Linked DNA regions of Mus musculus: all the other regions are linked to region 5. A link is a loop called in an ENCODE intact Hi-C map of the cell type or tissue named here. Cell type or tissue: heart. All regions are shown on one strand. Links, peaks and the distances in the headings refer to the core of each region. The heading gives the core; the rest is flanking DNA.

What was found. Peaks named below come from ENCODE experiments on the same cell type or tissue, not always from the same donor. Only the 100,000 strongest peaks of a DNase experiment are listed, where the experiment ranks them.
Region 1: it touches region 5 in a loop (17-fold over the local background); 14 of 42 quality-filtered maps call a loop at or near these places.
Region 2: a loop joins it to region 5, with 4 times the contacts of the local background. A loop is called at or near these places in 4 of 42 quality-filtered maps.
Region 3: a loop joins it to region 5, with 12 times the contacts of the local background. A loop is called at or near these places in 15 of 42 quality-filtered maps.
Region 4: a loop joins it to region 5, with 4 times the contacts of the local background. A loop is called at or near these places in 13 of 42 quality-filtered maps.
Region 6: a loop joins it to region 5, with 2.5 times the contacts of the local background. A loop is called at or near these places in 5 of 42 quality-filtered maps.

The regions. Positions count from the first base shown.
Region 1 is chr11:43,211,239-43,216,613 of GRCm38, forward strand. Atp10b (ATPase, class V, type 10B) reads left to right here. Exons shown (of 23, transcript NM_176999.3): 11 at 1,173-1,361; 12 at 4,712-5,312. All of the region lies in intron 2 of Gm12146 (a long non-coding RNA gene), which reads right to left. It also overlaps the pseudogene Gm51418. Among named protein-coding and RNA genes, the nearest start is that of Gm12146, 11 kb to the right of the region's middle. In heart, for the core only: a CTCF peak has its summit at 2,074 (motif pointing right); no DNase peak of the experiment used is centred there.
Region 2 is chr11:43,261,807-43,267,181 of GRCm38, forward strand. Atp10b (ATPase, class V, type 10B) reads left to right here. Exons shown (of 23, transcript NM_176999.3): 23 at 1-479. Among named protein-coding and RNA genes, the nearest start is that of Gm12146, 40 kb to the left of the region's middle. In heart, for the core only: a CTCF peak has its summit at 2,241; a DNase peak (open chromatin) is centred at 2,245.
Region 3 is chr11:42,996,849-43,002,223 of GRCm38, forward strand. No RefSeq gene overlaps it. Among named protein-coding and RNA genes, the nearest start is that of Gm34644, 130 kb to the left of the region's middle. In heart, for the core only: a CTCF peak has its summit at 2,519 (motif pointing right); no DNase peak of the experiment used is centred there.
Region 4 is chr11:43,409,045-43,414,419 of GRCm38, forward strand. No RefSeq gene overlaps it. Among named protein-coding and RNA genes, the nearest start is that of Pttg1, 15 kb to the right of the region's middle. In heart, for the core only: CTCF peaks have their summits at 2,621 (motif pointing left) and 3,917 (motif pointing left); a DNase peak (open chromatin) is centred at 2,597.
Region 5 is chr11:43,345,831-43,351,205 of GRCm38, forward strand. No RefSeq gene overlaps it. Among named protein-coding and RNA genes, the nearest start is that of Mir146, 26 kb to the right of the region's middle. In heart, for the core only: no CTCF peak of the experiment used is centred there; DNase peaks (open chromatin) are centred at 2,971 and 3,931.
Region 6 is chr11:43,269,393-43,274,767 of GRCm38, forward strand. No RefSeq gene overlaps it. Among named protein-coding and RNA genes, the nearest start is that of Gm12146, 48 kb to the left of the region's middle. In heart, for the core only: no CTCF peak of the experiment used is centred there; no DNase peak of the experiment used is centred there.

The DNA.
Region 1 (5,375 bases), core at 108-5,107, 130 kb before region 5:
TGTTTAGTGTGGCTTACCAGGTTAACAATACTTTCTATCCCATAATGAACTCAGTTGTGCCTTGGCGCACTCTCCTCATCCGCCTTACATGCCTGGTACCTCTGGACATTGTCAGTATAGAACTTACTTCTGTGATTCAGAAGAGATCACCATGAGATGGATCGAATCTAACAGGCAGCTGGCGGGCACTTCTGTGGTCATTAAGATCTAGGTGAGACTTTGATGAGTAGGACAGTATTCTTCTGTTGATATGACCAGAAACATAAAAGGAGGTTGTGTGTCCAGATTGCAACAGAGACTACTAGGGTCTGATGAAAAAACTTGTGAAGGGATTTAGAAGCAGGAGGAGTTGGAGATGCTGATGGTGATGATCTGGAGATCTTTTTGAAAGTCAGAAGTTGCAGGAAGGGCTGGTAAGATGGCTCAGTAGGTAGGAACACTGACTGCTCTTCTGAAGGTCCTAAGTTCAAATCCCAGCAACCACATGGTAGTTCACAACCACCTGGAATGAGATCTGACACCCTCATCTGGTGTGTCTGAAGACAGCTACTGTGTATTTATCTATAGTAATAAATAAATCTTTGGGCCAGAGAGAGCAGGGACTGAGCGAGCAGAATTGACCAGAGCAAGCAGGATTGACCAGGGTGAGCAGAGGTCCTAAAAAAATTCAGTTCCCAACAACCACATGAAGGTTCACAACCATCTGTACAGCTACAGTGAACTCATATACATAAAATAAATAAACAAGTCTTTAAAAAAAAGAAGTAGGGGAAAAAAGTGGTGTCTTGGGAACATGGCATAGCACATGTGCATGTGCAGGGTAAGAAGAGCTGGATGGTAGCAGTACTGGTATAAAGTTGGTACAAAAATATACAATTGGGGGCTGGAGGATCCAAGCTCTAGGAGTAAGGAGCAAGCGATGAGAAGATGGTAGATGAGAAGAAATGTTGGCTACTAGTAGCTCCACAGAGCCGATTGACGATGAAGAATCAAATAAGTATGAGCAGTGATCAGTCCAGTTGCAGGGAGGAATGTGCTGGATGCAAGACTGCAGTGATAGTGGTGTTTTTCCTTACCCTAGACAGGCAGAGCCTGCTGGGAGGGACCTCCCTCCCCAGTCCTTTCAGGAAAAGACCTCACTAGGGTTTTGTTTTGTTTTGTTTTTCTTCCAGGAAAAAGATGTGACTCCTGACAAAAACCTCCTGAGCAAAGTGAGAGATGCTGCCCTGTGGCTAGAGACCTCAGATACCAGACCTGCCAAGCCTTCGCACTCCACCACTGCCTCCATTGCTGACTTCTTTCTCGCCCTAACCATCTGCAACTCCGTCATGGTGTCCACAACCACTGAGCCCAGAAAGAGGGTAAGGTGGAGTGATGATTAAGGAGGGAAGGAATGGTGAGGGAGAAGTACAAAGGCAGGTGGGAAAGGGGAAATCCCTGATCAGAAAGGCACGGCCCTTTGGTGCTAGCGGCAGCATCATCAGCCCATCTCTGTGAAAATTGGATCAGCCCTGTGATCTTCCTAGGTCTGTTTCCCTCTTTATAAATTAAATGGGAAAAGTTACAGAGCAGCTGTTTGTGCAACCTTCAACCTTGGCCCATCATCTGCGGGGCAGGGACTGTGTAAATAGTTATTGAGCATTTGACTGGGTGCCCGGTCCCAATGCTAACTACTTTCTGTATATTACTTACAACCCTGAAATTTAGAAGGGCATAATTTTTTGACTTAACAAGTGAAGTCTGAACTCTTGAATAACTTAACTTAGAAAGCATGGTTAACCTGTGGTAGAACCACCTGTGGACTCAGGGTTCCCAAATCATATCATCATCATACTTGAATCTATTTTTATATTGTAGTTAAAATTAATAAGCTTGTGTGTTACGTGCTTTCCTTGTAAACAATGCAGAAATGTGGTTGTCTATATGAAGTGGAACAATGAAAACTTCTGAGGGTATATGGGTCTTCAGTTATCTACAGACTCAGCCAAGATCCCTACAAGTCAGTGATAAGAATAATGATCTGCCTGCCACTAGACGCATTGCAGGCATGGCTGCTGTGTCATATATGCACCAGTAGGTGGCAGAGAGGAGTTCTGAGCTCTGAACATCTGAATAATTTGTGAGCCTAACATTTCCTGGAAAAAAAAAAAAAAGCAAGCCTGAGATGACCACCAGTCTGTAGCCATGTAGGTCCTAACACCTCCCAAGACCAGAAGCAAGCCTGAGACTAGAAGAACCCTATCTGGGATTGAGGACCCTGGGTGGGAGTAAGCCTGGGACAGGTAAACCTCACATGGGACCACTAGGTCAGGCAAGCAAGGAGCGAGCCTGGGATGACCTCCAGACCAATGCCATGGGGCCTAGACAGGGAGCTAGCCTGAGATGACTACCATTCAGACCCTGAACAGTCTTGTGGGAGCATGGGGGAGCAGACCATGCCTGAGATGACCCCTGCCTGGTACCAAAATTCACAAGTGGGGCATAATGTTCCTGAGACTACTCCTGAGATGACTCTAGACACTCAGAGCCCAAGCAGCTCTAAGGAGAGCAAGTAAGGATGTGGGCACAATGAAGAGAAGCAGATCTGGAGACTCAAGGGTAGTGAAGAACAGCCTGATGTGAGTAGCTGGTGATACCACCTGGGACCATGGTGGGGTCCTGACCTGTGGCACCACTGGGGGCCATGTCTGGGTCCATGACCCTGCAACAGCAAGGGTCTGTTGCCACCAAAGGTCAGGTGGGCATCCTTGGTCTGCTCCATGGGGACATGTTATATCTGAGAGCTGAAGAACTGGCTCACTCCTTGATTGGGCATCTTGGAAGAGCTAGCCTTGGCGTCATGAGAGCAAGAAAACTGTCCCTGCCTCTCAGCAGCAGCAGCACTTGGAAGACCAGACTCTGCACCTCATGTGGGTAGCATGGTAGAGTTGAACCTGATGGTGGGGGTACAGATGAGCTGGCCCTGCTATTTTTGTCTGCTGTGCAGTAACATGGAGAGGGAGAGATGAACCCTCTTGCCCCTTGCCATCTATGGCAGACAGAAGACCTGGTCATCAGAGTGGGAAATCTAACCCTAGCCCTCACCAGCTGCAGCACTTGGGAGAACAGGCTCTGCACCTCACCTGGGTAGCACAGTAGAACTGGCCCTGAGTGTGGGGGTTACAGGTGAGTCAGTCCCAAGGACTTGAGTGTAGGAGAGCCAGCCCTACCTCTCCTCTGCTATTCAGTGGTGTCAGAGAGGGAGAGGTCTTCTCCCCTCCCTTTTACCTTTAACACTGGTGTTGAACAGGAGAGTTGACCCCAATGGGGTCTTGAAAACAGAAGAGCTGATCCTGTTCCTCACTTGAACATCTCAGTAGAGCTGGCCCTGGTGTGGCAGTTGAGGGTGAGCCAGATTCAAGGGTGTGTGTGTGGGAGAGCCGTCCCTGCCTCTTGTCTTCTGGGTGACGGCACGGATGAGGGAGAGATGCCCTACTTCCCTCACCATCTATGGTAGTCAGGAGAGCTGAACCCTGGATGACAAGGGTGGTAGAGCCAGCCAAGTCCCATTCATGGCCCAGATCCAGGGCTTTGAATTGGCCTGCCTCATCATCTCCATTAATGAACTGATAGAGTGCATGAAGGGGCCAGTCCTACAAATCTGAAACTACAGGATCTCCATGGAACAGGACAACAACAGGCTATCCAAGAGGAGTCCAAGTGAGGTTCCGGTATTGACAGAGTAGCAGAAACCAGAGGCTTTATTCCAAACCAAGTCATTGCAATGAGCATTTCCAAGCAAAGTAGTGTGGACAAGATAGTACAGTGTGAGACACACTGTGACACACTATACTTTTCACAATGGGATTTTGTTTTCTCTGTTGTGGAGGAGCATGCAAGGGTGGAGGATGGATATGAGGAAAGGGGAAAACGAGTAGGATTAGGTTGCATGAGGTGGGACCCACAAAGAACCAATAAAAAGTTTTAAAAAAAATAATGATTTGGAGCAACTTGTGGCTATAAAACCAAAAAAACAGGATTCACTAGACTATAACTTCCTCTCATTATGCCAAGATTTCAAACCACCCAGAAAAATCACCTCATGATCACACACTTTCCGTGATATATAGGAGACAGAAAGCATTAACTGAACAAGCAACTATTTTTGAGAAGTACTATTTTGGGAAAGCTAGCATCCAACTTCAGTTTTCAAGTTAATGAGAAGGCTGGCACTAGCTCATAGCTCCAAGCTAATTGCTGGACCCAAACTCAGAACTGAATCCCAACTCTATTACCAAAACACTGAGGTATCATGGCAAATCTATTCAACATCTGGGTGCCTGGCTTCCATACCCATAGATTTTCAGGGAAAAAAATGAATGTGATGATTCACACAGAGAGAAAGCAGCTTACCATGCACTGAACTGAGAGAAAGAGTACTGTAGAGAGTCTCATTTTCACCCCTATGTTTCTTTCCACCATGACCAGAGTGGGATGTTTGGAAACTATACACCTAGAAGGTCAGGTACAGAAGGAAACATCTGAGCTAACACCTTCTTTGTACAGGTGGGTAGGCTGAGATCCACAGAACACAGGGTCTTTCTATGACCATGCTACAGGTCTATGACCACAGAAGACCCAAATAATGCTCTGATTGCAAAATGACTTCTTATTCTGCATAAGACAGCTCACATGCTTAGAGTGATGTTGCACTTTCTTTACTCAACCACAGGTTACCACTCCACCAGCCAACAAGGCTCTAGGGACATCCTTGGAGAAGATTCAACAGCTCTTCCAAAGGCTGAAGCTTTTGAGTCTCAGTCAATCATTCTCATCCACGGCCCCCTCTGACACAGATCTAGGAGAGAGTCTGGGACCCAACTTGCCCACCATAGACTCCGATGAGAAAGATGACACGTCCGTGTGTAGCGGTGACTGTTCCACTGACGGTGGCTACCGGAGCAGCACATGGGAGCAGGGTGACATCCTGGGGTCTGAATCAGGCACTTCTCTGGAGGAGGGGCTGGAGGCACCAACTCTCAGCCAAGATGAACCAGAGCTGTGCTACGAGGCTGAAAGCCCTGATGAAGCAGCCCTAGTGCATGCTGCCCGTGCCTACAGTTTCACACTAGTGTCTAGGACACCTGAGCAGGTGACTGTGCGTCTGCCCCAGGGCATCTGCCTCACCTTTGACCTCCTTTTCACGCTGGGCTTTGACTCTGTCCGGAAGAGAATGTCAGTAGTGGTGAGGCACCCACTGACTGATGAAATAATCGTCTACACCAAGGGTGCTGACTCAGTCATCATGGACCTGCTGGAAGATCCAGCCTGTGGTGAGTTCCCACCATGGGGCCCGGGAACACAAGGGCTATAGTCCTAGGGGCAATGTGTAATGG
Region 2 (5,375 bases), core at 256-5,255, 84 kb before region 5:
CGCATGCAGTGCACGTTGAAGTTTTCAGAAGCATGGGCAGTCGGCAGTAGTAACAGAGTCTCACCCCAGAAGGAAAAGAGGGGATAGGGAAAACAAAAGATTATGCAAGCCCCCAGCCCTTCCTGAAGCCCGTGCTCTGCCCAGCACTCGGATGCTGCTCTTTTCTTGCTTACCAACCAACTCCATTTGCTTGTGATGGCCCCATTTTTACAGTTTTCCACATGCTGGGGAGCCTAGGCCAAGCTGGTCACAAGTGGTCACTTACTCTTGCCATTCTTCATGAACCAAACCAACTGTGTGACTGTCTGATGTGCCACCTCACTCAGAGGGAAGCTCTAACATTGCCTCTGTAATATAATGCTAGTGACTGTATGTAGTACATGTTATATGTGTATAATCTTTTTACTGATAGACTGGAAACATGTCATCATTTTTTAGAAAGAAAAATAAACTTGGTTTTTCCATAGATTTCCTACCAATCTGAAATCCTATTATTCTACCTATACATTATCATTACTATTATCATGAATATTTATTCATTTGTCCTTCTTTGTACTCAATTATGTATCTATCCAAGAAACTTTAGTAAGTCTCTACTAGATAATTTTCAATGCAGCTTGGGCCTGCCATCACTTGTACCTACCTTCCCAGGTTTCAGGGTGTTAGGAATACTTGGCCCAGTGTGAAAGTGGAGCACAAACTATATCTCTGGGCTACAAGAATTGAAAGCGGCACATGCAACATTATTCAGGAAATCTAACGCAACTACTTTTTCTCTTGTGAACCTAGCACACACCCAAAACCTAGGCTGACTTGGGCTTTTCCATCCATTGTCAATGTGACTGCTTACAGCACAAACATGAGGATATGAGTTCAAATCCTTAGTGCCTACCTAAAAACCTATGTGTAGGGTGATGCACTTGTAACCCTAGTACTTGACAAAGGTGTGAGGTGGGCAGAAAGGGGAAACTCTCTGGGATTAGGTGGTTGTGAACCTAAGTTTAGGGAGAGCACTTGTTTCAAGGCAAAGAATGGTAGAAGATGGATATCCAATCTTCTCTGTCTTCCATGTGCAGAAATACCACACATCAAACACATGCACACACACACACACATGCATCGGGTGGGGGGGGAGAAACAGAGACACACACACACACACACACAGAGAGAGAGAGAGAGGGGGAGAGGGAGAGGGAGAAGGAGAGAGAGAGAGAGCAACAGACAATGGCCTGGGATTATGTTGTCCTAATAACTGTATTGGGTTACTTTAGTGCGTGCTAGACTCTGTGCATCACTATCTAACACCACAGCAAATATGTTGTCCTAATAACTGTATTGGGTTACTTTAGTGTGTGCTAGACTTTGTACATCACTATCTAACACCACAGCAACCCTGCAGGGTAAAGACTTATCTAACCTGGCTCAATAGCTTCAACTGCACCACCACTACCTCAAAGCTCCATGCATTGGCCTCACCCTTACTTTGCCTGATGTCAATGGAGCTCACATGTAACTGGGACCCCAGCTGAAGAACTGGTATCTTCCTTCCTGCATGGTTTCTCATCATTGAGGAGGCCAGCTAGGTCTGGTCACATGGTTTCAGAGGGAAAAAGAGTTGCATGAGCTCATGAGATCTATGCTGAGAACTTGTATACTTGTTGACCACCAGGTTCCATGGAAGCAAAACACTTGTTTCAAAAATATTCTCTTATCCTCTCATGAGAAGCACTGTAAAGAAACTGAGTGCCATTTGCAGTCATTCATCCCAACCTCAGAGAAGACAGTGAGGTAAAGAGAAGTCACATAAAGACACAACAGTCCCATGGTTAGCAAGTGGTCAGGTGGTATTCTAACCCTGGGAGTCTGTAAGCAGTGTCTGTGTACTTAACCAGAGATGCATGACTCAAGATAAGACCAGGGGGGCAGATGGGGAACCAGAACCACATGACATTCTCCTGAGAGGCAGGGTTTCATAGTGGTGAGGGCGCCCTAATTTCATCTCAAATCTAGCATAAGGCAGCAATGTGGCCTAAAGAAAGACAATTCCATACCATGTAAATCTGGGCTGCAGTCCAAACAAAAGTAAGTATAATATCATCATTTAGGGGAAACCTGAAATACTCTTTACACCGCCATAAAACATCTCCCCTGCAGCCCTCTCAGACTCCAAACTGGGCACCAAGTCAGACAGATCCCTGTGGAATGCTTTCCACTGGAAGCCTTCTGCTGCCACCTAGCCGGATAGAAGGAGGTACTGCAACTGGGGTTATGCAGGGGTGGGAGAGCTTCAGGCACTGGAATCCTGTTGAGGACATTGAGTCTGTCTGGATCTAAGAACTGGAGCCCAGATTTCAAGTCTTGGTGTTCTGGTTTCTATGGTGACTCTAAACAAATTCTTTCAGGAGCTTTTCCCTAAAACTATTCTTCCCAGGTTTTCCAACCTCTCCAGTTGGGCCCTCAATTGGTTCTAAAAGCTATTTGGGGAGGCTGGCTATGGTGTAGGACTGTTCTTGGACAGATCTCAAGCCTGTGGTCCACTGTGCAGCTGTATCAGTCTGTATCTCATGCACACATAAACACAGAGAATAGAAAAGCCCATAAAGACATCAGTTTCCTGCTCTGCCCCTGGTGCTCTGAGTACAACATCCTGTGATGATACTGTGATACTGCCGTCGGAGAGATCATGAATGGGGTTGGTTTTCAGGAGTTGAGTGAAGCTGAGGAGGCATCAACCCTTTGGGGGAAAGGTAACAAAACCTCCAATCCCTTGGAGGACCTTGACTGACTTTTTCAGATCAGTACATAGATGTTGAGAAACTGTTGTTTAAGGGGATCCATAACGAAGGGTCAAGGCACTCAGCCCTTCCAACTGTCAAGAGGGAAGCCAGAGCAAATGCATACCTTTCTTTTACATAGGTCCCCAGGCACCTCAGCAACCCTACCAGCCACCCTCAATAAACATGGCTGCTTACTATGTGAATGAAGCACAAAGCCCATATTCCCATGCCCCTCCAAACATATTATTTCCTCAAAGTCATACCTCTGTAGATAGCTGAACAGACACTCTCTCTGCAGCCGTCTGTAAGAGGGTTCACCCCTCACAGGAAGGCCTGAGGGAAGGTTCCACTGACATAATTGTAGAGAGACTAGCCAACCAAACGCCTGACTGAAATCCAAAGAAAGTATTTTCCTACACTTCTTGAACAAATGATTTTAATTAGGGTGAGTTATAGGTGAGTGGGTGAGTGGGTGTTTCTTAAAATTACCTTGGCAGTGGCTGCAATGCTGAATAAAATGACTCTCCCTTACCCAGCAACCCTAATTACCTACCAACATAATTACCCCTTCAGAGAGGGGTGGGGCCTTGTCTTAGTCACTGTTCTATTGCTGTGAAGAGACATCAATGACCAAGGCAACTTTTAGAAAGGAAAACGTTTAATTGAAAGCTTGCTCACAGATTCAGAGGTTCAGTGCATCGTCTTCCGTTTGGAAGCATGATAGCAGACATGGCCTTGGAGCAATAGCTAAGAACTACATGGTGGTCCGGAGACCAAGAGAGACATTCTCGGCCTGGGTGTGGGCTTTTGAAATCTCCAAGCCTACCCCCAGTGACACACTTCCTCCTATAAGCCACACCTCCTAATCTTGTTCAAATTGTGTCATTCCCTGGTGACTAAGCATTCAAAACTATGAGCCTGTGGGGCCCGTTCTTATTCAAACCACCACAGTCCTCATAATCTTCTCTGGCTCATAATGTTAAGGGGCCCAGTCTTGCACAGGAATTAGGCAGGTAATGGAAAATGATTTTGGAAATGCCATTTCTCCTGCAGCTAACCTGTGTATTCCCACAAATGAAAGGTTGTTATTAAATGCAGATGATGAAATTCAACAGAGAGACAGATAGCTGTGTCCAGGGTCATTCTGCAATGTGTAAGCAAGGCTACGATCAGAATACTGCTCTCCTGACTCCCATCTTCAACTATTTCATCAGCCAGAGATAAAATACCAATGCTTTCCAGAGCTGTTTGCACAGTTTAAAAGACATCCTCCCACAGACACTAATGCAAGCAAAACACCTATGCACATTTAAAAAAAATAAAGATTGTTACACCAAATGACAATTGCATAGAATAACTTGAGGCCACGTGATAAAGGACAGAAGAGAAATCTGTCTGAGTAGAACTCTGTGTGTAGTGCTTTGAATAGGAATACCCACAGAGGCTTGTGTATTTGAACACGTGGTCCCCAGTTGGAGGCAATGACTGAGCAGGGCTGGACTTGCTGGAGGAAGTATTCATTGAGAGTAGACTTGCTCTAACCATCATGCCTGCCTCTCCGCCATGATGAACTCTTCCCTCTGGAACCATGAGCCCAAACCTACTCTTCTATAAGTTACCTTGGTCATGGTACTTTATCACAGAGACAGGAAGATGACCAATACAAAGTCCTTCTAGAACTCCTCGTGTTACCCTGTTTGCAGAGGAATAGCCTGAAGGAGAAGAGAGATGGACTATACCAGCAAAAGGCTTCCTTCAGAGTGCCTTTGTCCTACTTACAAAGGCAGAAACAAATTCTAAAGCTCCATCAAGTGCTGCTATTGAGCCCCATTTCCTGCCTTCAGAAGATCTCTCTCTCTCTCTCTCTCTCTCTCTCTCTCTCTCTCTCTCTCTCTCTCTCTCTTTCTCTCTCTCTCTCACACACACACACACACACACACACACACACATACACACACATATACTTTTGTCCCTTTCCTGGATATATGTATAAGACACGTATGTAAAAATAAGCATGCACTTTCCTCTTCCACTTATGGAAGATATTCAAGCTGAAAACTCAAGAGTCCTGGGCAGCAGTCACTAGGCCTCTAGCCAAGCACACCTCCTTTAAAAGGGAAAGGAACAAAGTCCCAATGAAGATGCAGAAGAGTCACCTCTGATCCACACAGTTACTCCATGCTCTTTCCCACAGTGGCACACAGAACCCTTCCAAAGTAAAATTTATACCACCCTCTTGGACCACAATCCATTGGGTCAGAACAGTCAAGTACATCACTCAGGCCACCACCTTCATGACCATCATGGCCAAACAGTGAGAGCTTCCCACCTTGGCAAGCCATCCTTTTCAACAACACTTATCTGCTTTATGCCAAAGAAGTAGGCCTAAGAGTTCTCAAGTCAAGATGGCAGTCAAGGATGGAGAGATAGACACATTTATCTAGGAGACTCCATGGACAGGACTGCCTACATCTGAGGCTGTTGCTGATACAACAGGACACACAGGAGAGTGGACACTACTGCTCTTGTTCAGGCAAGTATGTGGCTAAGTCAAAGGTCACATCTGTGTTACTCACCTTCAGGTGGTAAAAAATAAAT
Region 3 (5,375 bases), core at 74-5,073, 350 kb before region 5:
AAGTGTGTATTAATTCCCATCATTTCTAGATTTATAATTTCTGGTGTTTTCTTACTACTCATTGGTGTATCTACTGTTCTAAGGATTAATGTATTATTCACTGCAGCTTCTTAGATGTGTTGAATTTCTTCTCAGTGTGATTCCTTTTAAGTAGTGTCTCTACCACTGGCCAAGGAATCAGAAGCTCCTTGTGTTTGTGTTAATCGTGGAAAGATTTTTTTTCTTCTGATTTTGAAATGTGATGCCTAGTTTTTCTGGGAATATGATCTGGATTGGCAGTTACAGCTTTTACAGATTAAAATATATTTCCTTGCTCTTCTGGTTTTCAAAGTCTCTGTTGATAAATCCCTGATTCTGGTGGGCTGCTTTATGTGTTATTTGGTGCTTCTTCATTTCATCTTTCAATGTGTTTTCTTTATCATCTGATTTATTTTTATCTTTATAATATAACATGAGGAAGTTCTTTTTCTAAAATTCATCTCTCAATCATTCTATTTGCCTTTTAAATCTTTATAGCAATCTCTATTCTTTCTGCTGTGATTTTATTGAATATATAATTATTCTTCTACCCTGAAGTTCTTCTCCTAGCTAAATAATTTGTAAATTTATTCAGTGGTATTTCATATATTATCTCATATAGTTTATTCTTATTGTACTTTGTCTATGTCAATGTTTGAATATTTCAGTTCATCTTTCTGTCTTCCACATCTGATAGTCTATCACTACATCTAGTTTTTTTTTTCATAAAGTATCAGGATATTTATCAACACTTTTGTTTATTGAATTCCTATTTCTTGTGTGTACTCAATATGTGTGTATGTGTGTGTATATGTGTGTTGCTGTACGCATGTGTACATGTTCATGTATGTGCATTTGTATATGCAGGTTCGTGCATAAGTATGTGCCCATGTATGTGAAGCCCACAGTTCAAGTTTGGGTGTCTTCCTCTAATGGTTTGAACAGCAACTTTTGAGACAGGGCCCCTCACTGAAGGAGAGGCTCATTGACTAAACTAGACTGGCTGGTCAGCAAGATCCTAGGACCCTCCTGTGACTACCTGCCAGCACTGGAATTCCAGTGAGAAATAGTGAGGCTTGGGTCTCACACCACTTAGCTGCTGGCCATCTGAACTCGGGTCCTCATGTTTGTGTGGCAAGCACTTTACTTTCTTCAGCCTCTGTATCCTTCTTCTCTATACTGTATATGGCTTTTCTTATGTCAGGCTGGCATTTATTTTTATTCCCTTTGGATACATTTAAGAGTTGGTTTATATCCTACTTGATTTTGCTAAAGCTCAAGGCAAGTATTTTTTTTAATTCTCCATCTACAATTCTATCTATTTCGCTTCACTGGAATCTGCTACTTTCTAAGGGATCATGCTGCTTCTGTTGCTCATGTTTCTTGAGTTCCTGCTTTGTCATTTGTATTTCAGGATTATTTCAGTGGTTGTGAGATATATATATATCAGCTACATCCTTCAGTTGAAGTATTTGCAGTGTTCACATGAAACTAGACTGTAGTATATCAAATGAATAATTCCTCTAGTGTGGACTGGTAATATAATTCATTGGCTAACCCTCATGTGCATGGCCCTAGAATGATTCCCCAATGACATTCCAAGAATTGAATATTAACTGCTTTCTAAGACCACTATGCAAATATCATAATAGTTCCCTTAAACTTCAATTACTAGCAAGGGATAAAGAATCAGAAGGGTATTGTGGGATCTAACAGATTGTGTTCTAAGGCTAAGATTAGAAATAAAATTGTCTTAGTAGAGAAAGATTAGATAGAGCAGGAAAGTAGAGATGTTGTGAAAAATCCTCAGAATTTAAAGACTATTAAAACTATGACACATGTTAATTAAGAAGTTAAAATGAAATGGGAGGGTTAAAAAAAAAAAGAAGAGGTAAGCATAGTGGAGGTGAGATGGAAAGTATATGGGCTCTAATAAGAATAGTATGACATACTCAATGGAATGGGTGTGGCAACATTGTAAAAATCATAACAATCATTTAGTGATATAAAACCAAAATCTTGACATTGATGAGATATTTTTTGCAAGAGTAAAGTTTTGGGGCTTTTTCGCTTTTTTCTTTGTTTATTTTTTTTTGTTTTGTTTTGTTTTGTTTTGTTTTCAGGGTGTTAGCATATGCCTTTCATCCCAGTACTGGGTATGGGAAATGTTTTTGTTTTCTATAAAAAGTAGCTATCCCACCAAGAGCCAATATTGCTGTAACCTCCCTACCTGGTAAAACTTACATGTAAATTTTTAAAGTTTTTAAGGCAAAGATATAATAAGAGAAGAAAATTAACAGCATATTCAGTGTCCCTTCCTTGGAGGGATGGCTTTGTGATCCTCTTCAGAAGATGTTTTGCATAGTAAGCTATGCGAACTGCACTGACTAGGGAAGGGCAGTCTGATGCTCCAGTTCAACTCTGTAAAGCCAGACTCGAAGGCACACACTGTCTCACTGGAGACAGTTCTATCTTACCCATTGGATTCCATTTCTTCTCCATCACCAGCAGGTGTCAGCCCTTCCTTGGGTTGTTCCCAGACATCTGCATGGAAAATTGCTTTGGGGACATTTCCACCTGTTGCTGTGCCCTGATGTCACACTTGCTCGGCTCTTGTTTGCCTTTTCCCCTGGAAACATTCATCCTTTCAGGTCCTACCTGTGTGGACATCCATTTCAGTAGTCTCTTCAATAACTACAGTTCACATATCTTTAGAATGTGGTTTTGACATGGCCAGGCTGAGTGCAGCAGCATACCTCTCAGGTCCTCCATTGTTATTTGCACTACTGGATGTCTCCTGCTTGAGACCCCTGAATAATCTCAACATCACACCTATTTACATCACACATAAGCCTCTGCCTATAGCTTGTGCTGGCTTTGCATCTCTCTATCATAGTGTGTTACATCTCTGAAGTCTGATCCATCCTTCGGCAGCTTGTGCCTGTGGTTTCTGTCTGTGTTTATAGAGCAAACATTTCTCTGGATAGTTCCCACTGACTACAGACCAAGCCATGTGGTGACCAGTTCGTAGAGTCTTCTGTTACTTAACAGAGCTCTCAGCTACCTAATCCTTTTGTTCTCAGTTGTAATCTCTCATAAAGGTAAAGACTATTGTTGTTTACCTTGACTCTTTCACCAACCTTCAGGGAAGCCTCCTAATCTTATATCCTACTCAGAACTTTGAGAATTCTCTATTTGCTTAAATGGTAATGTTTCCTATCCATGAACATGAAACATCTTTCCATTCTGTTAGTTTTTTCTTTTTTATTTAATCAGAGTTCAGTCATTTTTTCCTATACAAATAGGTTGCATTTTCAGTTGAAATTTTTGTATTTCATGTTTAAGGGTACTTAACTATAAATGAGTACCGTTTTTGCTAATTGCTCATTACAACTATACATCAAAGAAGTTGAATTTATATGATGATCCAGAAAAAAAATCCTGAAAATCAGTTGTGAGAGATTCCTTCCTTACTTTGTTCTAAATCAGTGAGACAAAGATGTTGCTTTTTAGGCTTATCTAAATAAGCTATAAAATTTGTGCATATATTTATATTTGTATAAACTGAAAGAGTTCCCTTTAATCAATTTAAAGGACCTTGAATGGTGGTGGGATTCTGTTAAATGCTTTTGCCACACCAATTTATAATTATGTCATTTTTTTCCTTCTCTAACCTATTGATGTGATGTTTAGCTGATTTTCTTGCATAACAAAATAAATCTCATTTGATCATGGTGTGTATTTTTTTATACACCATTAGGTTTTATTTGTTAATATTTTGCTGAGGGATTTTGCTCTTTTTTTTGTCTGTAGATATTTAATTTGTTCAGGTTTTTAATCATCAGTGTGGAATGTCAGCTTTCAAAATTTCTTAGACACAGAACTAGAAACTGGAAATATGGGGAAACAGGGAGAGTTTCTTGAGTGAATACTTGACACATTTTCCCCTGGTGGAAATAATCAAATGACTAGTTCTGTCTCATGCATACTATTTCTACAGATTAGGCATTTATGCTACTTTTATATATTCACCTTTTCTTAACCAAATGAGATTGGAGTAGGGTGAGAAATTACAGAAACTTAAGAAATGAATTGTGCTATTCAAGTCTCATAGTGATAGAAAAATGAAAGCTGTTATATATGGTATTTGGGTTTATGGTTGAATTAGAATAGCTGAAACCATTATTAGATTATTTATCATACTAGGTTTACATATATATGTATACATACATATATAATGCCACATATACTACACTCATGTAATTTGTATAAATCTACATAAAATCAATAATAGATATGGTACTTCTCTTGGAAATAAAGAAAGTAAAACTGGGAGATATAGTAACTTCCCAAGATCTAATAAACACTTAAAGGTAGCAGAGATGAAAATTAAAATCTGGTCTATCTGAATCAATTTCATTGATAAAGAGTCAAATCTTACAGGAAATCTTTGCCTTCCTTCTTTAATAGTTGCAAGTAAAGAACTGTAGTTTGTATACATGGTAATATGTCACTGGCTCCATCCACTACAAAGAACCCCAAACTTTGGTTATATTAATCTGCATAGGTATAAGATTTCCCCTTGACAAGTATTACAGGGAAGGCAGGGTCAAGCCTCATATGGAACCTCAATGAACACCAGCAGTTATCACTTTGTGGTTTTCCTAGCAGGCCATTTGAATCCCCAAAATTTAGAATAGTAATGTATAGCTGACTTGTTAAGAACAATAAGTCAATGCCCAATGGGTTCATGAAATCTGACCACTGACTTCCAGAAATGTATTTTTTCATAGAGAAGAAAAAAAATTAAGACTATCTTTTTCATTTTGCAATACAAAATAATTTTAATAATGCATTCATCTACCTTAAAAATATGAATCTTACTGGAAAATAAGTGAGGTATTTTTTTCCATCAGATGATCACAAACAATAATCCTTTCATCGAGTGAATTGTAGAATGCAGATGGGAGAAACTGCCTAAAGCCTCATTCTGAACCTCGTAGCAATGTTTACTTTTCAAATTAAATGAGAGAGAAAAACATAAAGTGGATAAAACAGGCTGTTGGATTTTCCCTGAGATAATAACCAACTGTTCAGTATCTTCAAGCCAGAATTTATGGGGAAAAATTAAGCAAGAATGCATTCATATATATATATATATATATGTGTGTGTGTGTGTGTGTGTGTGTGTGTGTGTGTGTGTGTGTGTGTGTATATGTATATATATATATATATATATATATATATATATATATATTTTTTTTTTTAAGAAAAAAATACTATCACCCCATTCCATTATGGCTTCTGTTGAGAATAAAATGCTGTCGTGTGTTTGGTTTTATGTGGAGATTTGCAGG
Region 4 (5,375 bases), core at 290-5,289, 63 kb after region 5:
AGAAGACTGGTTATTAGCATGGGTTCCAAGTCCTACCTCTGACCCTGGAAATGACATTCTGACTGTCTGGGAGGTCAGTGACAGATAAACATTTACACCTGTAATATCTACCTCTGGGTAAGGTCTAACCAAGGCTTTCTGCTAAAGAACAAGAATGGCTCTCACCCCTTCCTGTAAGGGCCAACCAAATAGGTCTATCAATTACATGGACAGAAAACCATGCCTGCTGGAAAGCTATGTGTTCTAGAAAGTTTCAAAAGAGCATACGGCCTGCCTGGAAATGTTTGTTAGTGTAACAGTTCCTCTGGCCTTTATCTATTCTTACCTCTCAAACCTGCCACTTTACCTATAGTAATTCTACATATATCCTGCGCGCGCGCACACACACACACACACACACACACACACACACACACACCATACACACCACACAAAACACATATATACATACAACACATATACAAAACATATACCAAAAAAAAAAAAAAAAAAAGCCAGGCAGTGGTGGCACACACCTTTAATGCTAGCACTTGGGAGGCAGAGGCTAGCGGATTTCTGATTTCGAGGCCAGCCTGGTCTACGGAGTGAGTTCCAGGACAGCCAGGGCTATACAGAGAAACCCTGTCTCAAAAAAACAAACAAACAAACAAACACACACATACACACATAAAACTCATACATACACACACAACGGGGAGACCAAAGAGAGGCAGAGAGAGAGATCACTAAACAAAAGAATATTGACAATATATAAATATATTTATAAGATATTAAAAAGCACAAACATAACATAATGGCTCCAGGAGGGGAGAATAAAAATAGATTGTAAGTTTCTTGTGCTACACATAAAATGATACACTTTCATTCAGGGATACACTGAGACAGTTAAGGAAATATTCTATAAATACCAACAATGTAACCACTAAAATTTACAGCCAAGTAGATAACAAAGAGATTTCTTCTTTGAGACAGGGTTTCTTTGTGTAATACTGGCTGTCCTGGAACTCACTCTGTAGGCCAGTCTGGCCTCAAACTCACAGAGGTCCACCTGCTCCCGCCTCCTAAGCAAAGAGCATTTTAATAGCACTCAGCTGGGGCCAGTGAGGTGGCTCAGCATGGGAAGCGCTTGTCTCCAAAGCCTAATGGCCTGAATTCTATCCCTGGGACTTTGCAAAAGGAGAAGGCGAAAACCAACGCCACAAAGTTGTCCTCTGACCTCCTTATATAGACCTTAGCACAAGTATGAACATACAGGCATACACCCAAACACACATGCAGGTGAACTCCAACCCCTTCCCATCTCAGAGATCCTGCAACTGCAGTCTCCTCTTTCTCCCCTGCCCTGCTCCAGAGCCAAGTCCTTGCGCAGAGGTCTGGATCCCCAGCCGTTGGTTTTATGACACAGCTCTCAGCCTGTAAAAACCCTCTTGGTCTTGTTCAGGGGATTCCCCTCTACAAGCTCCTTCCTGGGAAGCAGAGATTAACATTCACTTTCTTACAAGTCGTGAGAGTAGGATGGCTCATCACAGAACTCTCTGAGTGCGTGCGTGCGTTCGTGTGTGTGTGTGTGTGTGTGTGTGTGTGTGTGTGTGTGAGAGAGAGAGAGAGAGAGAGAGAGAGAGAGAGAGAGAGAATGAGATCTACTCCAACATCTTCTTTTGAGGGATGAGATACAGAGACTCAGAGAGGGCATATGCACAGAACAGAACACACAACTCTTAAGTAGACCCTACCTACACTCCACATCCAGGGAGCCACTGACCACCCCCACCCCTAATCTCACCCCGCCCCCACAATGACTGGCTGTTTGTGCACAGGATAAGGGAAATGGTTTGAAGGTTGAAGGATGCTTTATAGAATGTCAATATACATGGTGGGAAAATTATTCATGCTGCATTGCTGCTCATCCTATTGGCTACTTGAAGGATGGTCAAGACTCTGCACTAACTTGTCTTTACGCAGATAAATCTTTCCCTAGACAACGCTTTAGTGAGAAAGAGACCAGACAGGGTCAGGGTCAGCAAGAATTTAGTAACACTGTTTCTGTTTTCTTCTTCTTCTTCTTCTTCTTCTTCTTCTTCTTCTTCTCTCTCTCTCTCTCTCTCTCTCTCTCTCTCTCTCTCTCTGTCTTTCTCTCTCTCTCTTACACTCTAATTATGTCAATGATGCAAGTTTTATGCCTACACATCACTTAAACATTAAAAGTTACCATTTAAACACATGTAATATCAGGTTAAACAAAAGTTTAAGTCGATTAAAAAAAAATTATTCAGTAAAGACTCATCACCGGTTATCAAACATAGAAAAAAAAACCCTATTTTGACAAGAGTAAATGCGCTAGTTCATTATCACCTTGCAAACAAGTGACAAGTAACAAAATTAAAACTGTCAAGCACATAACTGAAGTCATGGTGAATACCATGTGACTAGAAATCTACCACACTAAGTTGGGGGTCATCTCTATGCTCTGTGACTTCCTCTCTTCACTTCCCTCTTCACCCCCCTTACCACCCAGGGGACCTCCAGTCCTCTAACAGAGGCCCCTTGTCACCCACAGAAAAGGATTAGGAACCAAGCAATTTGCAGGGGTTGAAGAGGGTATACCGCCCTCTGGTGGAATACTTGGGAATTGGTGCCCACATGCTATAGACCTTTGGTACTGGCAGCAAGTCATGTATTTTTTAGGATAGATCCTTCTTCAGCTGGCCACATCCCCAGTGGTGGGTGTGCAAGGATATGTCACCATGGCCAGCTTGGGTGAAATGGAAGCTCAAAAGTCAGGTCTTCACTTTACTGACTGAGCTATCTCCAGACCCAGGATTCTCACATGGGGCAGCTCCAAACACCAGGGCAGATTCTGAGAACTCCAGCCAACAGCATGAACACATAGCATTTACAGGAGAAAAAAAGTGAGACATAAAAAATAATTGGCTACACCTTAGTCGTCAGCCCGGAGCTCAGTTGCAACTTAGTTAATTGGCTGCAAGGCCTCGGTGATTGAATTCCACATTGGTTTGGTCCGGTCTGTTCCGCTCAAAACAAACAGCCAGCCAAATTACTTATCACAAAATATTTGTTACAGAAAGCATTGTGTCCGATAAACCCAGGAACCACTCTTGTAGAATAAAACCCAAAACCTATCCTGGGCTTTTCTTACAGCCAGCGGGGATATGGCCCTGGGGAGAATGGCTCACAATATCAAATGTCCTGTCAAGACGGATGTAGCAGAGATTACGTAACCAACTAGAATCTGAGCTTGCAGTCGTTAGAATACAAGTACAGCCACCTTACACACACTGTGGCCCCGCGATTCCAGGAGATGCCCGTGAAATGCCCTTGGTGCAGATCTGGTGAGAAAACAGATGCTCTGGAAAGGCTGGGCAGCGGCAGCGACATTCATCCCACCGCCCCAGGTTTATTTAAAGACATTTCAGTGGGGCTGTCGAGATGGCTCAGTGGTTAAGAGCACTGACTGCTTTTCCAGAGTACTGGGATTCAATTCCCAGCACCCACATGACAACTCAAAACTCTCTGTGACTCAAATATCCAACACCCGCACACAGACACAAAACATGCAAGCAAAACAACAATGTATATTTTTTTAAAAAGGTCAAATTTAAAGCATTTCTGTAAGCACCGCTAATTTTAAAAACAAGAGACAGTCTGGGTGTGGCAAAAAAACAAAAAACAAAAATGTGCCCGTCATCTTAGCACTTGGCAGAAGTCAAGATCTGGGAGTTCAAGGCTGGCCTCAGCTACACGTTTAAGGTGGGTCTGGGCTACGTGAGACCCGTGTTTTAAAAGACTATTTCTCAAGCAAAATGTAAGGCAGCCATCAAGCTAAACATGTCTCACATCACAGCTAAGACTGCAGAAAGAAAAGCAAATGAGCAAGAAATGAAGGGGGCGCCCTCTAGTGGCTGATTACACTATCACAAGAAGGCAGGTTCTGGAGATCGGAACAGAAGAGGACTTGGTGCTTGTCTTCAAGGGAAAGGGAAAACCGCCTGATGTAATGGACGGTTCGCCTGAAGTGGACACGTGGAAATGTGTTGTCCCTTCAGTGGATCTTTATAAAGGCATATAGTCTGGCTTTTCCCAAAGAAAGTGACTAATTCGAAATCAGACCATAAATCCCAGGCAGGTTCGGAATCTAACCGAAAGGTACAGACTGACAACCTGGGCATCTCCACTCTGCTGGGTGACAGGACCCTTTTAGAGTGGGAGCTGTGACGTTCGCCATTGTGCAGCCTTTACAGCACTTAGCAGATGGTTACCCACAGAGAAGACATCCCATCTTTTTTTATGATAAGAATAATTAGCATTTTAAAAATGATCAGTGTCCAGTGCTATCTTTTGCTGGTCTCAGTGACTGAATAAGGAAAGTAACAGTCTACAGATAAGGAAATTAGGTCTCAAGACGGCCAGTAACTTGCCTAAGATGACAATGGCAGAGTCTGTACCCAAACACTTAAGCCCGGGAGTCTATAGACCCTGAACTAACAATTCTCAAATGGGTTGATCTCACGAGTCTGTTACACTCTTTAAAATCCCACAATAAGGGCTGTGGGATGGCTCTGTCAGTGTGGTGCTTGCCTGCGAGCACAATGACCTGGGTTCAATCCCAATTTAAAAGGAAATAAAGGACTGAAAAGATGGGTCAGCCATTAAAAGGTAGGCTCACAACAAGAAAGAAAGGAAGGAAGGAAGGAAGGAAGGAAGGAAGGAAGAAAGAAAGAAAGAAAGAAAGAAAGAAAGAAAGAAAGAAAGAAAGAAAGAAAGAGAAAAGAAAGAGAAAAAAGAAAGAGAGAGAAAGAAAAAAAGAAAGAGGAAAGAAGGAAGGAAGGAAGGAAGGAAGGAAGGAAGGAAGGAAGGAAGGAAGGAAGAGGGAGGGAGGGAGGGAGGGAGGGAGGGAGGGAGGGAGGGAGGGAGGGAGGGAGGAAGGGAAGGAAGGGCTGGCTGGCAAGATGGCTCAGAGGGTAAGGGTACTTATCACCAAGACCGGATCTGAGTTTGATATTTAGGATCCATGAAGTAGAAGGAGACAGCCAATGTCATGCAGGTTTGTTCTCTGATCTCCTTAAGTAAAATAGTGGTACACATATCACACCATACCCATGCCCCACACACACACACACACACACACACGATACATGTAATTACTTGTAAATCCAGGCATGGTAGTGTGTTCTTTTCATCCCAGCATTGTAGACGCAGACAGAAACCTCACTGTGTTGTTGGTCAGACACTCTAGTGACTTGCTTAGGTCCATGCTAGTGGAATAGCCTGTCTCAACCCAGTGGTAGTGGTGCATGCCTTTAATCTCAGCATTCAGGAGGCAGAGGCAAGGCAGATCTGGGAGTTTGATGTCAGCC
Region 5 (5,375 bases), core at 200-5,199:
TAGATAGATAGATAGATAGATAGATAGATAGATAGATAGATAGATAGATAGATAGAACGTATTCAGGAATGCAACCTGTTTAGCTAGTCTGATTAATTGTATGTGTGTTTACAGGGCTGGCAGTGTGGCACTTGGCAACCATCTGGTATGCTCTTCCCTGGGGAGGTCCACCCCATCCCACTCTCTGCTTTATTCAGGTGCCTAGAGCTCTTTATGTGGGGCTGAGACTTCATGGGCTTTCCCCTATCCAATCTGTCATGTCCACTGGTGCCATCCTTGTTCAGCTCACACTTGGACAGTCTTAGTGGTGAGACTTCATGAGTACAGCTTCTGATATTACTAGGAGACACAATCTTAGATCAAAGTCCCTGATCCCCTGGCTCTTGCAATCTTTCTGCCCCCTCTTCACAATGCTCTCTCAGCCTTACACGTGGGAGGATTTTGTAGATGTATCCACAGGGACTGGAGTCCACAAACCTGCACTTTGATTGGCTGAGGGTTTTTTGTAGTGGTCTCCATATGTTCCAAACAGCACTTTCCTTGATGTAAAGACTACAGTTACCTGTAGGTATAAGAACAAATGTTTTTCGATTTTTAGGGAGTGTGCTGGTTTAGTAAATTAATGGTTCTAGACTCTTCTCCAGTTAACCAAGACTCTAACCAGCACTGAGTCTTTAGCTAGATTAGGCTAGCTAGTAGTTAGCTGTATTAGACATGAATTCCTTCTTGTTGAGCCTTGGACTTGTCTTAAATCCAACTGGAGACCTGATGGTTACTGCCAAGGCATGTGTGCCACTACTGCCCCCTTAGGGTTACCACGCCATGCTGGTTGTTGATGCGGCTCATTCGTGTTATAGTTAGATGGGACTGTTGCTCGCTTCCCTCCTTCGGAAACTTGCATGGTGCCTTCTGGTTCCGTGAAAGCTAGTGTTCAGGCCGGGCCGCTCAGGTCAGCTCCAGCTCAGAGGCCTCCGGGGCCTGTTTCTGAAATGCATCATGTCTTCAACAATAAGGATTTACTTTGATGGAAGTAATTTTTAAAGAGAGAAATGGTGCTACTCTCTGTTAGTCTTTAGTTACAATGTCCTGCTAAGTGAAATGGCAATGGGGCAGAAAGTGGCCGCTTACCGTCAACCAGGCAGCTGAGAAACGTGAAGAATGGTCACTCAGAGCTAGACAGCAGCAAGCACAGGCAAGGCAAGGACTCATCTCCCTTGTGCCAACCCCTCCCCTCTGCATTCCGGGACAGTGAGCCTGAGACACTGAGGCTGCCAGAGGAGAGAGAGAGAGAGAGAGAGAGAGAGAGAGAGAGAGAGAGAGAGAGAGAAAGTTTTACTTAAGCTTGGGTGTTTTGTTTGTTTGAGTTTTGTTTTGTCTGGTTAGTTGGTTGATTGGTTGGCTGTTTCTCTTGGTTTTTTTGTTTGTTTGTTTCTTTCTTTCTTTCTTTCTTTCTTTCTTTCTTTCTTTCTTTCTTCCTTTCTTTCTTTGAGACATGGCCTTACTCCATAGCACCCTGGCTGTCCTGAAACTCACTATGCAGAATAAGCTGATCTCAAACCCACAGAGATCTGCCTGCCTCTCCCTCCTGAATGCTGGGATTAAAAGCTTTACATAAGTTAGTTTTGTTTTTGCTTTTTTTCGCATCACTTGCTTTTTGTTTTGATCTTTTTAACTTCATGGTGTTTCATGGATGAGACTATAGAAAGAGAGCCAAGCCACCATCTTGCCCCGATGTGGGATAGCCAGAAGTGCAGATAGTCTCATAGGTCCGTGGGTTCCTAAACTCTTTGGAGTATCTTTTAAGAATAAAAAAAAGTCAAAGTTTTGAGCAAAAGCTCTACCACATGGCATTGTATGGAAATAGTCTTGCCTGGCCATAAATACGATCTATGACAAGGCAAAAAAAAAAAAAAAAAAAAAAAAAAAAACCCTTCTAGACCAGCGCTTCTTCTCAAACTGTGGGTCAAATGATCTATTCATAGGGATTGATATCAGATATCCTGCATACCCAATATTTATACTATGATTCATAACATTAGCAAAATTACAGTTATGAAGTAGCCACAAAATAATTGCATGGTTGGCGTCACCACATGAGGAGCTGTACTAAAGGGTCACAGCATTAGGGAGGCTGAGAACCCCTGACCCAGCCATGCCTTGCTCCCAGTGGACTTTCATATCTACTCCATTCCAGGCAGGCAGCCTGGGCTGGCTCAGTAAGTTCTGGTTCAGGATAAGGAAGGAGTTGATGTGGATTTCAAGACAGCGTCAACGATCACAGATGCTCACTAACTTCTGCTCGCAGACCTCACTACCATCAAAGGGTGCAGACAGACACAGAGTGAGTAGAAAGAGCCAAAAAAAATACCTCACTCACCTCTTACCAAGCTTCTACCTGAGGTTTTTTTTTGTTCTTGTGTGTAAAGTGCGGCCGCCTGTAGAAGTACGTAGATCCCAGTGTGGGGATGAAGGAGCGGATTTAAATGCCTCATGGGAAGGAGTCTATAGAAACCACGTCTGCCATCTTTGCCCTTTGCCTCTTGGATTTAGAAAGGATGATGATGCCCCATCATCTCGCCTTTTGTGAAGAAGACATTTAAGCCCAGGGAGAGGTAGTGGGTTAGGCTTCTTACAAAAGGTCACACACTGTCTTGGAAGCGGAGGCTGAGGTCTTACAATTCCCAAGAACTTCTTTAAGAACTATGAAAGGTTAATTCTTATCCGAGATGCCTCTTGCTTTGTTTCATAGGCAGTAAGATCCTACATCAAAAGTCCTAAGAAATTTCTTTTCGGGCACTTTGGTGCATGAGATCATCAGAGTAAGTAGGCACGCAGTGCATCCAAGATGAGATACAGAGATGTGAGATTCAGAACTTGAACTGTGCCAGCCTCACAAGCCCTGTTGTCTTGCTACCTGCCGGCTTCTTTTGCTGGCTTTCTTTAGTCCTTTGCTTTGGTGCTCCTGCCCCCTAGTGGCCAAGAACTGTACTGCAGCCACTCTCTGTGGCCCACTCATTAGGCAAAAAGGAGATAAGTCCTTGCAGGGCCACTGTATCTTTGTCTATAAAAACAAACCTCGCTGTGATTTAAAATAAAACAACAACAACAAACCACAAACAGATAACCCAGCAGTATCCACAAAAACATAGCTGGGAAGACAGCTGAAGCTGAGTACCAAAGATTCTAGTTTGAAAAATAACAAGTGTATATCTGACTTAAGGACGGTGGAATGAGGGGAATTCTGGGAAGTTGTGCAGGGGAGCCTAGGATAACTTAAAAATATCAGATGATGGCAGTGTCTTAGTACATTCCAATGAACACCAAGAGAAACACTCAGAGCCTTGTCTCCCTCCCTATCCTTGCACCCATTGGCCTCCATCCTCACACCGGACCTGCCCTCACTTGGCCTCTTAGTCCTGCCAGACCAAAGCCCAGAACTCCCACAGGCCATGGGCTCATCCCTGTGTCTATGAGAGAGAACATGCTAATTTTCATTCTGTTGCCGTGATAAAACAATGACCAAAAGGAACTTAGGAAGGAAAAAGATATCATCTGGCTTATGCTTATCACAGTCATGGGGGAAAAAAAAACAAGAACAAAAACTACAACACCATAAAGATAGGAACTCAAGCAGAGATCATGGAGGAACGCTGCTACCTCATCTACCCTTCATATATCTCCAAGGACTACCTGCTTAGGGATAGCGGCAGCCACAGCAGACTCGGCCCTTTCTATATCAATAAATATGCCATACAGTCATGTCCACGAAATAGTACGATAGAGAAAATTGCTCAATTGGAGTGCTTCCTTTCTAGGAGACTGTCAAGCTGACAAAACTAACCAGCATGAGCCAGATAATTCCCAGCTCCAAGTGAGTCATGAAGACCAGAGGCCACGCCCTCCAGAGGTCACGCCCTCTTGAGGTCACGCCCTCCTGAGGAAGATCCAGGAGCATTCTCTGGGCATAGATGCCTGGGAAGAATCACTAGACACACAAATTCAAGAGTGGCGCTGTGGAGTAAGCGACCTTCAAGGATGTCACAGCTATTTTTTCTCATTCCATTATGATGTAAGGATTTGTAGGCTGGGGAGACTGAGGTGGGAAAAGCCTGGAAAGCTCCCTAGAGTGAATCCCACCGTAATTCCTTCCAAGAAGCATAAACAGGGGCCAGTGCAGCAACACCCAGAAAGCCTGTAACCCCAGCACTCGAGAGCTGAAAGCAGGTCAGCCTCAGCTACATAGCAAGTTTGGGGTCAGCCTGGATTGCATGAGACCCTGCCTATAAACAAACCAGAAACAAAAAGCCAGCATGCCACATAAGAGCCTTCAACCCGTTCTGGAGAAGAAGGCGTGACATCTACAGCCCTAGAAAGCAAGCAATGACTTTGACCCTCTGGAAGCCACAGGACATAAAATGACTGGCATTTGATAACACCACTAAAATGGAACATTTCTATTCCCAAAAAGACGGATACTGTCAATAAGATTCCTTTTTTTTTTTTTTTAATCTGATTAAACTTTCTCTTTTGCTGCTTCTTTGTATCTCTGGTTGAAATGGAGCAGGATGCAGGTTACCATGGTGACGGCTTTTTTTTTTTTTTTAAACAGAGCTCAGGAGCTCTGGCTGTTGGCTGTAAGACCCCAAGCAGGAAATGGGGATATCAGGGTGAGCAGAGGATGAGAGGGACAAGAAAGAAAGGCGCAGGACTCATCCCAGGGTGCTGTAACTTCTCCAACTTGTTCTGTGACACAAGAATGGGAGTCAAGACTCAGCTGCCTCATTGGATGAAGGAAGCAGAGGCCAAATGTGTGTGGGAAACGTACACATCTTAACCTTTCCTTACTTGCTCCTTTTTGTGGCAAATAGACATCTGCTTTTGCACCCCTTCCCACTCTTAGTGGACACCTTCCACCCAAGTTTTGGAAAGCCCACCAAAAACCTAATCCAAAGAGGCATGATAAAAAGTTAAAAGTACTGAAAGCAAGAGCCCCATCCCGACCCCCACCCCCAGGAATTTTCAATGGAAGGGAATTTGAGGTTGCCAGTCCCATTGTTATCAATTCAAGCAGCTTTTGCCTCACATGCCTTTTCTGGTTTCTTCAAGCCCATCTAAGAACAGAAAACAGAGAGTCTTCGAGAGGCTAGGGCTCCCCATGGAAACCTGACAATCAGACATGGGTCAGAGAAATGACTGACAAGAGAGGAAAGGAGTTGCTGAGAGAAGTTCCCAGGGCCCTTCCAAATTCCAGGCCAGGGAGATAGGAAAATGGAATGGATAAAGCCAGAGAAAAATCGCTGATACAAAACCTGTTGGGGGGTGTGGGGTGGCTGGAGAGATGGCTCAGTGGCCTTCCAGAAGTCCTGAGTTCAATT
Region 6 (5,375 bases), core at 214-5,213, 76 kb before region 5:
CTCCTTCCAGATGTCAGCCTGAAACTCCAGCTGATTAAAATCCCTGCCTTGTTTCTTCCCAGAGTCCCCACTGGCACACACTCCACACACTGACACAGAGCCTGGGAGAAGTGGCATGAGGGAAGACATGTTGACATTGGCCCAGATCTAATGAGAGCTCCAACAGCCTGAGCTGTACCTACTAGACAAACCAGACACACGCTAGTCTCTGCCCTAGCTGCCTCCCCTCATGGGCTTGATCACATGAGCATGCTCAAGGGGGCTCTGCCTGAACTGTAATGCAGGAGGAAGGCATCCAACCCTGACTCTCTTCTTATTTTTAATTAGAAATTCCCATTAAAACCACTACAGCAATGAGACACACATCAGGCAGTATACTTCAGGACAATTAGCACACTCTTCAGGTGGCTAAAATGGCCCAGCTCTGGCCTGGGGCTGATATAATTGCACCAAAACATACAGCCCACCAGGAGGCTCACATTTCAAATGGAAAGAAACAATTAGTCATGTGTCTATTGGTCAGCTAAATCTGTAGGACATAATTTAGTATCCATAATTTAAAAGATTGCTAGGGGTGGGAATATATGGAAATCACCTCAGTATGTTCATAAGCAAATCTCTATCCTTCACATGCGACACACGACTAATGCTGGGGTCAGGGGGATAACTGTGTAAGGCAGGCTGGTCGTAACTGTGTGTTGGGAATCACTAGAGGCATGAGTATTCCATTCTTGGAGTGTTCGAAATAATTAGTGGGGCAAGTAGCTTCTGGAACCCCTATGTACCTCCCTGCTACTTTTTGAATTCCCAGGCCACTAATTAAAACCTGCCCGTAAGACAGCTCCTGGCTGAGTCACTATGATGATTCTGAAGAGTAAATAAAATGAGCAAATTGCAAGAGCAGAAGTGCTCTCGGAACACTGGGAGAGCTGTAGAAAAAGCCACCCCCAGGCTCCCAAGCCTCTGTTTGAAGCCACGCTCTTGGATTCCACAAGCACAAGCATTCTGAAGGCTTTTGCTAGTCCCTCTTGTCTCTGCGCTGAACCACTACACCCTTCCACAATCCGGCAGCGCAGCAGTAATTAATATTCAACTGGCATTTCCACTGCGCACTCAAAGCCTGTTCCTTCAGCCTTTTCAAATCCAATTCAGACCAAAGTAATCTTTGCCCTTGCATCTGGGTTCAGGCAGAAGCAATTGTTAAGACTGCAGATTGCCGTTTATTAGCATTTATTGAACAGCAGAGGAGCCCTGTGCAGTAGTGGTTGTCACTAGGTCTCCGATTTTCCAACTAAAATTAACAAGCCAGCAATGCATTTATATCAGGGCAGGAGGGAGACGTTTCAAGAGGAAATGATATTGATGATTTTCATAGGGACCTATTGACGGACTGTGAGACTTTGAAGGGATGATGGGTTAATAGGAGGTAGACACTCTTTGATCATTCCCTTGAAAGTCCCCTGTAGTCTGTCTTATTTGTGGATCTACAGAAAGTGGTAAAGCTAAGAAAGCCTTGATTCAAATTCTGAACTAATCCACTGGGTGACCTTGAACAAATTACTCTATCTCCTTCAAGATTCTGTTCATCCCCCCCAAAAAAAAGAGTTAACAAATCAGTTGGAATGCTAAACTGTATTCCTCAAAACCACTGGGAAGACGCAATCCAAATAGAGGATTGGATTCCCATCTCACATTACCCTAATTGGCTCTTATCCTACAGCTTCATATTCTAGGTCTGACATTATATAGGTATCTTCTCCATTTTACTCTGTGGGTCACAAATGTTAGAAACTGAGAGCTGGTCTCTAAAATCTGTTCTAGTTGTGAAACTGGTGAAGTGCTAAAAACCTGGAAGGCAAAAGAAAGCTACCATGCTTACATTAAATCAGCTACTGGGGTTTATCTTGAGAGGTCTAAGAGATACTAGAGTGAGCCAGAAGCAGGAGATGATCAGGAAATCCCAGCAGAGAGATCATCTAGAGGTGGCGTAGGTGGGTATGGAAATGTATGGAGGGTATGGATGATAAGAAAACAAGACATGCCAGCAATAATCTATGGCAGATTTTCTTGGCCAGATCAAGGTCTCTTGGTCCAGGCTGACAGATCCAGGAGGCTGACAGGCTGGAGGAGAAACACCCAGATGGCTGAATAGAAGTGTCCCCCATATGACTCTGCTACAGAATGAATCCAAGCCAACAAAGGAAATATTGAAGACAGTGACAAAGAGAAAAGTCTGGAAATGAGTTAGTAAATCATTAGAACCTTAGACAGCAAAGAGGAAAGTCAACGTGGAGAAGTTGCAGCTTATGAGGTCAACCTGGCTCCCTGTGAGAGGGGAGGGATTGAGGAAGTAGGGAAAAGGTGAAAAGTGACAGCAAATGGAACAACATTGCCTAGAAGATACACTAGCAAGAGAATTCCATTCCCCTTATAGCCTTTCAATACAGTTTAGAATGTAGGATAGTCTGAGGGTGGCCATTGTGTTTCAAATTAAAAATGTACATTAAGTCTCACCCAGCTCCCTAAACCCAAGCTATTACAACAATCCATGTTATATACCTTCTTGGCTTAGGGATTTGCAATTGTTCTTCGGAACAACCAGAAACCTTGGGCTGACAAATCACTCATATGGAAAAGGACACTCTCTAACATCCTACAACTTAAAGACCCATACTGAGTCCCAAGCTCACTTGCCTTGGCAAGAACTAAGGGATATTTCCTCCCCAGCCCACAATCTTAGCTACTGTTATAAAGTTCTGACTCCATCTGCACATGTCTATTAGGGATCAGTAAAATCCTCTGCCGATTCTCAGAACTCAGGAATGCTTCCTGGAAGCTTAAGGAATGTTGATACCAGGAGCCCAAACCTCTATCACCAAATGGAATCATGTATCAAAAGCCAGGGAAGACTGCCTTTCCAACCCAAGAAAGGACTTAGATATATAGCTACTGGTGAAAAACTGTTTACATCCCTCTAGCTTATCCCTGGAGAGCAGAGGAAATCTCCACCCATGTTCTACGGCTCTAGAAGTATTGGTACTATGATTTTAAGCTTCCCCACCAGAGCTTGCCTCATATAATCTAGGGGCATCCCCATTCATATACAACATTTCCAGGCCCACATTGACTAATCCATGAGTCCTATACTCCCCTAGGACCTAAAAATGTCTTCCTTCATGGCTGATACCTTCAGGACCACAGACATGGATTTCACAAGTCTAAACATTACTTATACATGCCTAGGAAAGAAATTATGAATTCCAAGCCCTGGAAGTAAAGAGTTGCCAACAAAGATTGCTACACCCAGCTGTATTCATTACTTTTCTGTTGCTGTGACAAACAACCACAACCAAGCCAACTTTGAGATGGAAAGGATTATTTGGCCTATGGTTCCAGATGGATGAATCTATCTCAGCAGGGAAGCACGGCAGCAAGCATCAGTCATCAGCATGACCTGAATGCTGAACGTTTGTATCTTGAACAATAAGCAGAAATCAAAGAAAGTACCCTGAGAATGGTTGCAAGGCTTGGAAACTTCAAAGCCTGCCCCCCAATGGCATACTTTCTCCAGCAAGGCCACACTTCTTAGACCTCTCCAGGCAGTACCACCAACTAAGCAAACAAACGTTCAATTATATGAGCCCACTGGGGAACTTCTCATTCAGACTGCCACTCCAGCAAACCTATCTTTGAAAATCAACAAAGAAATAAAGACACTTCAGGATACTGGTCAAGAAACCAAGGCAGCCCATGACCACAAAGCCAACACTGCAGAAGATACATATTTTTTAAATACTGAGCATAGGAAAGGAAGTAAGACGGTCTACAACAAAAAAGTACAGGGGAAAAGTCAATTTCAGTCGCAAGAGCATGGGAAAACATAACACTCATGAGAGCAAGGAGAATTAGGGTAGAATACATCACATCTAATACAACACCTTCCCAATGCTGTAGGAGAGAATATAAAGAACAGGCAATAATCCATTGTGCCATAAGAATAATACCCGCAAAATCCTGTAATTTGTAAACATCTCTCAAGTATAAATGGCCTCAACACACCAAAAAAAAAAAAAAGAGAGAGAGAGAGAGAGAGATGCACACTGGCTGAGTAGCTTAAAAACTATATCCATGTATTTTTCTCCACAAAATGTATCTTAAGGGTAAAGACATCTCAGACTGAGAATCAAAGGATAGAAACAAGTCCATCATGTGAATGGAAACAAAGCAAATTGTCATAGCTGTTCTAATATCTGATAAATAGACTTGAAACCAGATTTAGTCAAAACAGGTAACAAAGACCACTATGGAACAATGCAGAGAAAAAGCAGGAAACAATCGTAGGGCCGGTGAGCTGGCTCATTTAATTGCCAAGCCTGAATGACCTGAGTTCAAGCTCAGAACCTATATAATGGAAGGAAATAAATGAATCCTGAAAGTGGCCCTGAAAGTTTGTCCCATAGCATGCACATGCGTGCATTCTCACACACAAACACATACAAATAAGTAGATGAAAGATAGATAGATAGATAGATAGATAGATAGATAGATAGATAGATAGATAGATAGATAGATAGATAGATAGATAAATGGGTTTTTGGGGGGCAGGTGACTCTTAAAAGAAGCAATTTCAAATTAAGAACCAAACAATGACATTTCTGATTTCATAAAGCAAACATTAATAGACATAAAATGCAAGGTCAGCAGTTAAGAGCACCAATTGCTCTTCAGAAAACCTGGTTTGACTTCCCAGCAATGACATAACAATTCACAATTGTCTATAATCCAATTCCCAGAGAGTCCAACACCCTCTTGTAACCTCCATAGGCACCTGGATGGTACATGGCACATAGACAAAACACTCATGCATATAAAATAAAATTAACTATACCACAGATCAAATGGAGTTTATATATATATTTATATTTATATAATATTCCATTCAAACATAACAGAATATACATTCTTTTCAATATCTCATGGAACCTTCTCTAAAATAGGCCATAGAACAAGTCTTACCAAATATAAAATAATTAAAATAATCTAAAGTTAATAATGGAATAAAACTGGAAATCAGGGCTGGAGAAATGGCTCAGAGGTTAAGAGCACTGACTGCTCTCCCTTAGGTCCTGAGTTCAATTCCAAGCAAGCACATGGTGAATCACAACCATCTGTAATAAGGTTCTGATGCCATCTTCTGGTGTGTCTGAAGACTCACATACATTAAATAAGTAAACAAATAAATAAATCTAAAAAACCTAAAAATCCAATAGCAAGAAAAGCTATACAAATACACACAGAGTGGATCAGCCTTGAATGAAGAATGGGTCACTGAAGAAATCCGTGAGGAAATTAAAAGGATCCTATAACCTAATGAA